Linked DNA regions of Homo sapiens: region 1 is linked to region 2. Evidence: read pairs that join two places in POLR2A ChIA-PET (ENCODE). Cell type or tissue: endothelial cell of umbilical vein. All regions are shown on one strand. Each heading gives the region's core, and the rest is flanking DNA. Links, peaks and the distances in the headings are about the cores only. Region 1 overlaps RPH3A (rabphilin 3A). Region 2 has its middle 9.7 kb from the start of MIR1302-1.

The links. Peaks named below come from ENCODE experiments on the same cell type or tissue, not always from the same donor. Only the 100,000 strongest peaks of a DNase experiment are listed, where the experiment ranks them.
Region 1: POLR2A ChIA-PET joins it to region 2 with 5 read pairs; 2 of 35 experiments call an interaction of 5 or more read pairs at or near these places.

What each region holds. Positions count from the first base shown.
Region 1 is chr12:112,834,252-112,839,634 of GRCh38, reverse strand. It overlaps RPH3A (rabphilin 3A), which reads right to left. Exons shown (of 22, transcript NM_001143854.2): 4 at 3,133-3,144. Among named protein-coding and RNA genes, the nearest start is that of RPH3A, 45 kb to the right of the region's middle. In endothelial cell of umbilical vein, for the core only: no CTCF peak of the experiment used is centred there; no DNase peak of the experiment used is centred there; H3K27ac peaks cover 2,584 bases.
Region 2 is chr12:112,702,193-112,707,575 of GRCh38, reverse strand. It overlaps a transcript of RPH3A not described here. Among named protein-coding and RNA genes, the nearest start is that of MIR1302-1, 9.7 kb to the right of the region's middle. In endothelial cell of umbilical vein, for the core only: no CTCF peak of the experiment used is centred there; no DNase peak of the experiment used is centred there.

The DNA of each region.
Region 1 (5,383 bases), core at 297-5,296, 130 kb before region 2:
GAGTGATGTTGCACTAGTCCAGAGGCAATGCCTCCAAAGGCCTTGTGTGTTTCTGTTTACTCTTATACCCTGTCATCACCATGAGAAAACCCAGGATATCCTGTTGGAAGGTGAGGCATGTGGAAAAGAATGTATCATTCCAGCCACTGGCATCTTAGATCAGCCAACCCTTTGATGCATAAATGAGCCTAGCCAAAGTCCACAGAGCCACTCACCAAGCCCAGATCCCTGAGAACAAGTAACTGTTCTAAGTCACTGAGTTTTAAGATGGTTTGTTACACAGCGAAAGTTGATACATTATTCACCATGGCAAAAAAAAAGAAAAAAAAGAGTGAAACTTGTTAGACTTCCTACCCTTATTTTACAGTTTAGCATTATGTTAAATTCCAGTTGTATAATGTTTACCATGATATTTTTAATGCTTTCAGCCACTAAAGGTCTTTATCCAGCTCCACTCTTATCTGCCTCAAAGATTTAGCTTCTGAATAAAGTATTATTCAAAGAAAGACTTTCACTGGTAAGAAAAAGTCTAAAGACCACTGTGGTAACCTGCTCATTTTCCCAGATGCCTGAGACTCACAAGGAGAAAGGGAATTGCCAAGAATCATGACTGGAGAGAGGATGGTCCAGGACTTGAGAAACCGGCCCCGGCCTTCTCAATGTGCTTCATCTGCTACCTGAAGGCACCTGCTCTGGTGCACCATGAGGGGTCAGAATGAAGCCACCCACCAAGGCCAGCATTGGTGGACCCCGAGACAAAAGGAAATTAGCCCAGACTCCAGGTAGAAGCCCTCATAGATGTTTCCCCCTGAAATACAAACAGGGCAAAATGGAAGGCAAAGGACAGCCTTCCATATCTTTCCTGCCTCCCACCTTGATTCTTCATTGCATGCACACAACAGTCACATAATAAATACTCGCCAGATGTCTCTATTAATAAATTATAACTCCCTAAAGGAGTGGGATGATGGAAATGCTGTCGGGGCATGAAGGCTCTGAAGCATTCAACAGCAGAGGTGTGCAGAAAATTAATCCTTTTTCTTTTCTTTCTTCTTCTCCCCCTCCCTTCCCCTTGGATGCCAACATGGGCAGGTGTCTGCAGGAAGTCTCTTTATAGCACAGTGAATGGGATTTTAATGAATCCTGAAGAAAAGGAGGGGCAGCCACACCACAGAACCTTTTGCCCATGCCCAGCTGGTATAAAGGCCCCTTTGGATGAAATTTACCCCAACCAGACTAATGGGAGTGCAGAAGGGATGCTGTGGGTCCCCCACATCCTCAGAATGCCAACGGGACCTGGGGGTCCTGTTAATCTTTTTAGCCAGACTGAATTCCATTCTGTTCTTATAAAATCCCATGTTCTCTCTCACAGTTGGGCTTGGCAGATGCCGTGTCCCCCACTGGGAACTCCTCTGTCTCCTCCACGTAGTGCTCCTCCCTCTCCTGGTCTCAGCTTACACATCACTTCTTCCAGGAAGCTCTCCATCATCACCCTCAGGTCTGAGCTAGGTGACTGTCTTTGTGCTCCACAGTTCACTCTGATTCTATGATTATAGCTCTGCACATACTAGAGTGTATTTGTTGGTGACTGGCCCTTTATTTGTTTGTAGACTCCACTAGACATATCTTTATACTTGGCTAACTGTGTCCCTGGTGCTTAGCATGGTGCTTGGTATTTAGTAGGTACTTGGGGTAAGTGTTTATTAATAGAGGAAGGGAGGGAGGAAGGGAGGGAGGAAAGGAGGGAGGGAGGGGGGAAGGAGGGAGGGAAGGAGGGGAGGAGCCTGGGGATGAAGGACAGAGGGGAAGAGGATGAACATGCTACCTTTCAACCTGCAGCATTCATGAAGCCTCTAAGAACCCTGAGACCTTTTGGAGTCATGAACTTCTCTCTGGTGATGTTCATATTTGTCATCTGACAATGACTCAGCATCTCTCTCCAGCATGTCTGAATAATATATTCATGATTTCATAGAAAGCAGATCTTGCCTGTCCAGGGTCTTGCCAGCCAAAAACAGAGCTTGTAGAGCATTCAAATAGTCTTTACAAGGCAGCTTGTTCAAAGCTCTCACCTGACAGATGGAGAAACTGAGGCACAGGGCAGGGAGAAGAATTTTCCTGGGTCTCCTGGCTAAGTATTAGCTGTGTTAACTAAATCTTTAGAGCATTCTGGGCCTGATAATGTTATTTTTCTCCAAAAAAAAAGCTGAAAAAGTTGTGCAAGAGTCCTATATAAACATAAGGGTAAGGCAAGGCTGTAATTCACACCTTCATCTAACTTTGTTTGGTTAAGCTTTACAGTTGATAAAGCTTTCCTGCAAACATCTCATTCGATCCCACCACCAGCCAGTGAGGAGGGAGGGGCAGGGTTATTGTGCCTATTTTACAAACAAGATAACCAAGGCTCAAGGAGTTGAAGGGCTGTGTCCCAGGCCACAGGGACCGTGAGTCCCAGAGTCCCATGATTGCGGGGAGAGAGGTAAAAATGACTTTCCATAGTTTCTGAATGTGTGCACGCAACTGAAGATGGGGCTGCTTTGCAGTCTGGTTGCTCATTTATTGGACCCGTCATCCAATCTGTCATGCATATTTAGGAAATGAATCCAATTAAAAACACAAAAGTTGTGAGAAAAGATAGGGCCTCTGCTTCAAAGGTGTTTTGCTGGGAAATCAGGATGACCTCTGATGAGGCAACAAAGACCAAATGTACAGCACATAACAATCCAGAGCCCTGCCCTGTTCATCGTCATCTTTTATTCATGGTAGCAGTTATTAGAGTTAACATTTTCCTTATCGCAGAACAGTGTTCTCCAGCAAAATGCTGCAGAAACAAGGGCACTGAGTGGCCAATAAACTTGCTGAAATCCTACAAATCACTAACAAGAATTGAGGGCTAAGAAATATCTTCCATCCTTTTATCAAGTTTGGTATGAGTTTTTTTTTTAATTTTATAAATATTTTTTCCTAAGATGGGTGTGGGTGTTTTTTTTAACTTAGCTTTTTAAAAAAATGTTTAAAATTTGCTAGTTCCTTTTTTAACCATCTCTCTTTAGGGGAAAGCCACCTTGATCAGAGAAAGAGATAAAATACAGTTTGTAAAAAATAAATAAATAAGTGTTATAAAATACTCACTGTTCTTTATCACTGAAGGAAGGCAGAGAAAGGAGAGAAAGAAAAAATGAATAAAGTTAGGTAAGAAATCATAACAATATCTACACTGTCTGGATGCAACACTCACGTAGCTTGAATTATGATGACCTACTTCCATTTTGTTTCAGCCATTATTACCTTATTTCAGCATATCTAACACAAGGCTGCTTCAACATAGCATTATGAAATTCACATCTTTGATTAAATTGACCAGCCAGTTTGGCTTATTAATTAACTGAGCTGATTGTGTATGTATTTGAATAATGGTTTAAGGGCACTAAAAAGGAATCACTGAATGATCTCATGGCCATCATCATTCTTGCTTTCTGTTATTTCAAACACTGGGGGACAAGGACCATACTAGGTAGAGCAATCGGCCCTGAACAGTAGACCTTGTAGTTCCCCAGTTTGGGGAGGCAAGTTCTTCCACTCTAGACCGGAGACCAGCATCTCCGATTATGAGGCAAGCAACCAAAAGCAGGTCATATCATCTCTTTGTGCCTCAGTTTCCTCCTTCCATGTCTGGCACTCTCTGGCTTGCAGACTTAAATGCTAGATAGAAGTATCAACTGTCAAAGACCAGCATTTCTCCCCATGTATTCTTAACATGAAAACTGAACCATTGCCCTAACCAAGCAAGAAGAAAACGCATTCATTTCTCTCAAATTCCCCTGTTGTTGGTTTCAAACATGATCATTAAATTTAAGGAGGGTGAGAGAGAAAGACATTTGAAAATAACAAAAGCAGGAAGCGTATCTAGCTAGCCAGCAGTTAATTATGACTAGATTTGTTAATTTACTGGAGAAAGACATTATAAGTGTCTGCATTAGTTCACCACCACTGCAGCAGACTAGATAGCATGTGTGATGACTGTAATTCACCCATTAGCATTTATTGGAAAATAATTTTAATATCTGAAGAAGAGGCAGCAGCAATCAAGCAGCCAGATGCATTCAGAATGCCAAGATGTTTCATGGGAGCCGAGGAACACTTTAATGAAATGGCGTCCAGACTGTTTGGATAATTTTAATTTAATTGTAAGGCAAATTGTTTGGCTTCATATCGACTAAAGTAAACTCTGATGGATGGAATTTTAATTAACTGACATTTCTTAAATAAAATAAATATTTTACCCCATCCACCCTTCAGGCAACTGTTTATCTTACAGAGACACACTTTTTGGCTGAGGAAATATTCTCTGTAAAATAAGTTTGGCTGCAAGAAGACATCATGAAAAGGGCTTTGGAAACTAGCAATTTCCTATGAAAAAAGGAAACGAACAGAGTTCAATAGTGTCTTCAAAACTGTAAAACTTGTAGAACTGGAGGAGGTATTAGATAGAAGAAGTAGTAAACAGACATGAGACATTTGCTGTGGAGTATATGGGTGGACTAAATATTCAGAAAGACCCTTCACCAATATAAAATTAGATCCTAGAAAAATTAAAGCAAACTTTAAAAAAAATGCAGCTCTGGGATTTCTAGAAAGTAAGGAAATTCTCCAAGATCCCTCTCCCTTTCTAAACAAATAAACCAAATAGATTGAATTAAAATAAAAACTTTTTCTCTTCAAAAGACTCTGTTATGGAAAAGGAAAGTAACAGACTTGGAGAGAGTATTTGTAACATGTATATCCACAAGGGATTTTATCTATAACATAAGAAAACTTGTAAAACTTAATAACAAGAAGATGAATTACCTGATTTTAAAAATGGACAAAAGATTTGAAAAGATACTTCAACAAAAAGTTACACGAATGAAAAAATTTTATATTAGTATGTCTAACATCATTAATTATTAGGGAAATGCAAATTAAAACCACAATGAAATACCACTATACACACATCAAGAAGGTTAAAATTAAGAAGACTGATCATACCAAGTGCTGCTGAGGTGGTAGGGAAGCTGGAACTCTCATCTACTTCTGGTGGAAATTTTAAATGATACAGTAAACTTGAAAAACAGTTTGACAGTTTCTTAAAAGTTAAACCGGCATCCACCATGTGACTGAAACACTCCACTCTTAGGTAATTACCCCAAAGAAATGAAAGTATGTGTCTATACAAAGTTTTATTTGTACTAGCCCAAACCCATGGTCCATCAACGGATAAATGAGTAAATGAACTGTGGCATATTCACATAATGGAATAATATTCAGAAATTAAAAGAAACAAACTATTGATATACAAAACAATATGATTGGATCTCAAAATAATTACACTGAGTGAAAGACA
Region 2 (5,383 bases), core at 245-5,244:
TATATTCTCATTTATCCTGACAATCACCCTATTTGTGGTTAGGACTACAGGCTTTGAAGTCAGACTGATCTGGGTTTAAATCCCAGCCCTGCCACCTATTGGGTGATCTTGGAGAAGTGAGGCAATCTTCCTAGGCCCCAGTTTCCTCACCTGTAAAGTTAGGGTAAAACTACCTAACTAAAGGGGTTGGTGTGAGAAGTCAATGGCAGAATGTATCTAAACCAATTATCATAGTCAATGTTTAGGTAATGATGTGGATGGTGATGGTCGAGGAGGAGAAGGGACAGGAGGAAGATAAAGCAGTTTGGAGAGGCTAATTAACTTACCTAGGGCCACACAGCTAATGAGTGACAAATATAGGATTCCAGCCAGGTAAGCTCATTTTCAAATGATTTTTTTAGCATCAAAAGACTCTCTTCAAGCATCTCACAATGAAACTCTGAGCATTTGCAGCTTACCTCTTACATGGCCCCATTCTGAGAAAGCTGAAAGAAACCCTCAGTGTGGCAAGAAGCACTGTTTAAAAACCCCTGCCCACTCCACTGCCTCTTGGGGTACAAAGCCCTTGCAGAGAATCAACAATGTAGGTCACGGCTTGTTGGGATCCTCTGGCTTCCCCGGAGAAACCAGGTGTTGCAGCTTCCCCAAATCAAGGGACTCGTCAGACTACAAGCTTGTCCTCTGTAAGTTGTGTGCTCACTAGAAGGCCTCTACACCTGTGCAGGAGTAAGCTTAAGTCTGTTTCTGCTCAAATGTCAGTATGAGAGGACATCTTCCAGACTCCAAACCCTATCTCTCTATATAAAATTGAGCATTTCAAAGTTATTATTTGGGGCCATTCAGTTCTCCCATCCCTGGCTTAAGAAAAACAGATTTCTTTTCTGTTACTTGCAAACAAGAATCTTGAGTGAGACACTCGGTCAGGACCACCCATCCACCATCTTCACCTAGCTAAACCTCTATGCGTTATTCAAGGCTCTGTGTAAAAACCACTTCCTAAAGCCATTCTCATTTGTTGAAGTGCCTGATTTGGGGCAGGGTTTCTCCAGAAGCAGGGCAGGAGAATGAAATGTAAGTTCAAGCAGTTTGTTTGGAAAGTGATCCCAGCAAGCATCAGTAGGGAGAGAAAAGGAGAAGAGAATAGAAGGAAGACATTGAAGAGTGCATCCTTGAACCTGTTCTGTGTGGGCGACTGGGGCTTCATTGCACTGAGGAGTTCTGGGGCAGGGAGAAAACATGTCTCAGAGTTATCCCACCTGAAGAGTTGAGAAGCTGGGGTATTTATACTCTAATTCTCATCTGTCATTGGTTGAGGGCCTTTCCTGGGGACATTGACTCCAAAGAACTTCTGCCTGAATCATATGTGACAATCAAGATAAAGTTCTTTACAATTAGTTGCATGCTGTCGGCACATAATAAAATGGTTAGTGCCAAGGGGATATGGGAGAGGCACCAAAAGTGTCTGCTCTAGTCTCCATGGTATCTTTTGTCATTTTATCCTATACTTGTCTTTCATAGCACTATGCAACTGTCAGGAAATGCATACATTTATTTGTTTGGGTCTGTTTCTCCCAACAAACTAGAAGCTCCATGAAATCAGGAACCACATCCATCATATTCCCAGCACCTAATAGAGTCTCAAGTCATAGCCATTGAATAATTGAACTAGAAAACAGATGGGTGGATGAATGGAGTGGTGGATGAATGGATGGACACAGTCACCTCTTTAAATTTTAACATGCTGTTGATACACTTAGATTTTAAAACAGCAGTTAAGGAAGAAATATTACCTCTCAAAATATAAGCCTGAGATGTAAGACCCAATCTCAATTTCAATTAAAAAAAGTTTAAATTTAAAACATTTAAAATTTAAACATTTAAACATATTAAACAAGTCAATATGCCAAAACATTTAAAATTTAAAAATTTCGATTAAAAAAATTAATTTTTAAAGGATCTTAATTTCCTTGTGCATGAAATTGTATTCTACTTTTTTCCACACAATTTTCCATGGGTCTAAATTACCTTCATAATTATCACTGCAGTGGACACAAACAAAACTTTATTAAGAATAGTGTTTATTGTACCATTGAACTATAAACCTCCTTGCACAAATTATTTTTCCTTCTTCTGAATTTCCTTAGAATACCTTTTAAGGAGTAGAGTTACTCTGAGTAGGTGGCAAGAATTTCTAGTTGTCTGTTTCCCAATATCTTCTCCTCTTTGTTCCATAAAAATAGAATTTATAGCTGGACACAAGGCAATCTGGGATAAAGACTACATTTCCCAGACTCCCTTGCAGCCAAGTATGACTAGGTGACTGATTCCAGTCAACAGGATGCTAGCACAAAGGACACATGCAATCTCTGAGCCATGCCCTTAAAGAGAAGGAGCAGATCCCTACCTTTTCCTTTTTCTCCCTTTTAACTGGCTGGCATATGGACATGGTGGTGAGCCATGTTGTACCCTGAGATCAAGAAGAACTCCCATGGTAAGATAACAGAAATGAAAAGATAGTTTCACCACATAGAGCCTCCATACCAGATTGAACTTTTATTTGAGACAGAAGCAAACTACCTAATTTAAAGCGCGATTACTTTGGGTCTCTACTGCATTCAATTCAGCCAGTCTCATTTTTATGGTTCTTAATCTCCAGATTGTTAGCACGACCCATTTAAAAGATATAATTATTGCAAAATTTGTGTAACAATCTACTGCATATAATGAGTAGGTTATTAAATCTCCACTATGCCCAAGCTCCCCAGGAATCCATTAGCAGTGTACTCTCCCAAAGTCAGAATATTAAAGAGATTCTTAGCCAAATAAATTTTTGAAATGTTGGTCAAAACAAAGCATAATAACAGGATGTGCACTGGGTCTCTTCCTGTTGGCCCAGGATCGCAGGAGGTGAGCATCCCCCATCAGCAGGACTGGAAGGCACCTTGGGGTAGGATCTCTGGGAAGAAAGAGATGATGGTAGCCGCATTGCTTTCCCAGTTTCTTAGATATATGGGTCCAGGGAGAAGTGGAACCCCACCCTCAAGGAAACCACTCACACCACCTACTCAGAGACCACACTACCAGCTGTGGCCATCAGCACACAACTGAACCTTTGAGCAAAGGGCCACCTTCCCTCTGTCTCTCCATCACCCAGCACCATAGATCTGCACCTTGAAAAGATGGAGGTGCTGAGCGCAGTGGCTGATGCCTGTAATCCCAGCATTTTGGGAGGCTGAGGTGGGCGGATCACCTGAGGTCAGGAGTTCGAGACCAGCCTGCCCAACATGGTGAAACCCCATCTCTACTAAAAAATACAAAAATTATCCAGGTGTGACGGCTTACGCCTGTAGTCCCAGGTACTCAGGAGGCTGAGGCATGAGAATTGCTTGAACCTGGGAGGTGGAGGTTGCAGTGAGTTGAGATCATGCCACTGCACTCCAGCCTGGGCAACAGAGTGAAACTCGGTCTCAAAAAAAAAAAAAAGAAGAAGAAGAAGAGAAAAGATAGGAGGAAATGGAGTGAAAAGAGGGGTGTCTCACTGCAAACTGTATGCCTTTCCCTTCAACTCCAAACAGTTGAAGCTGTAGCTCAAGTCTGATCTGGGAGGAGAAGAAGATGAGATTTAAATTCAATTTGAGGTTATAATTGTAATAGGTTCATTGCCCAAGGCACATGGCAAGTCAATATGCCAAGAAACCAGGTTGCAGCAGAGAATGAGGTTTAATAGTAGGGCGGCTGAATGAAGACACAGGAGGAAACCTCAAATCTGTCTCCCTAAGGAGTTTGGGGCTAGGGTTTTTAAAGGTTTTGGGGTGGGCAGATGTGGAGATCATGGATTGGTCAAAGAATGCAGGGTGAAGTCGTGAGACAGGGAGATAAAGAAACTGTATTCCCATTGCTGATTCAGCTCCTCTGTGGAGGTTTGTAAGCTGATTTGTGTCAGCATTTCCACTGGAATTCAGGATCTGCTTAAGCAATTCTTAAATAAAAGCCTTATCTAGTGCTATGTTACTTTCTGTTACAAGGAAGTGGGTCAAAGTGCAGCCTGATTAATGCTGAATTATGACTATATTTCTGTCCAAAATTTTTGTTAACTTCATGAGGATGGCTTCAGTACTGCAGTTCTATACTAGAATGGACTTTTAATGACTTAAATTAGCCTAAAAGTTGGGGAATCTGACTAAGGATGGGAAAGTCTATTTTACAATGCTCAGCTGGAAGAATGGTGGAGAATAAATAAAACCTTTTCATTATTTCATCCTCTGTATCATTTATAGCCACAATATGCTGTGTAACAAACCCACAAATAATAAAAGTTTATTATTCACACATCTGACTCCACTGGGAGTTGGTTGATCCAGGTTGGACTCAACTCCACCTGTCTCTCATCTTTCTTGGACCAACAACTACCCCAAGCATGTCCTCAAGGCAATGGCAAAGGTGCAAAAGAACATGTGGAAACACACAAGTCCTCTTGAAAAACAGTCTCAGAACTGGCACATCCCTGCTTCCTCATCCTCTTGAGATACAGGCTCAGAACTGGCACATCCTTGCTTCCTAGTCATTCTGTTGGCTAGAGCAAGTCATGTGGCCCAGCCTAGCATCAGAGTGGACAAGTCCCTCAAAACTAGATGGGAAAGGGAATGTTACAGGGAAGGGGGTAGAATTAAGGCAGTGATCTTCAATCCACCACACCGTGCTAAGCCATCACTGTTGAATTAACCTAATACAAAAATTTGACCAGTTTCTTTATCAGTTTGACGTGTCAGGTCCTTTAATATGCTAAGAAGAACTCCGAATCTCCACTAATGGCATGTGTCTCACTTGACCAGCAGAACATTTTTGGGGGGCTCCTTGCAGAGAGTTTAGCAAAGGCTCCTACAAGTGGGGCCCAGACCCTTGGTCCAGCTCTTCCCTCTTCTCTTCAGTCACTCTTCTTTACTCCTCAGTTACAGCCATTCCTTCACTCTAGTCTATGGCTGCACAGCACAGGGCAAAGAGCATGAAGGCTGGAGACCTGTTCCCTAGCACCCATGTGGGCTTGGGCAAGCCACTTAATCTCCCTGAGCATCAATGTCTTCATCTATGAGGCAGGCCATTGTACCTGCCTCAGTTTCCCTAGTGATAATCAAACCAGACCATCCAGGCAAAAGTGCTTTGTGAATAACTCCTGATCTCCTGGGCAAATCTCTCATCCCAGCTCCTAATACTGGGCTCTGACCATAATTAACTCAAAGAGAATTTGTTGCAAGTCTCAACATCTGGCTATTTTCTTCAGCCTTGACATAGGACCAGAAGGGGAAGTATGGGCAAAGAAGTGGGGAGTGGGAAGAGGCGATGATGTTAGTTTCCTGGAATATTTTAAAACCTAAGAGAGTCTTCA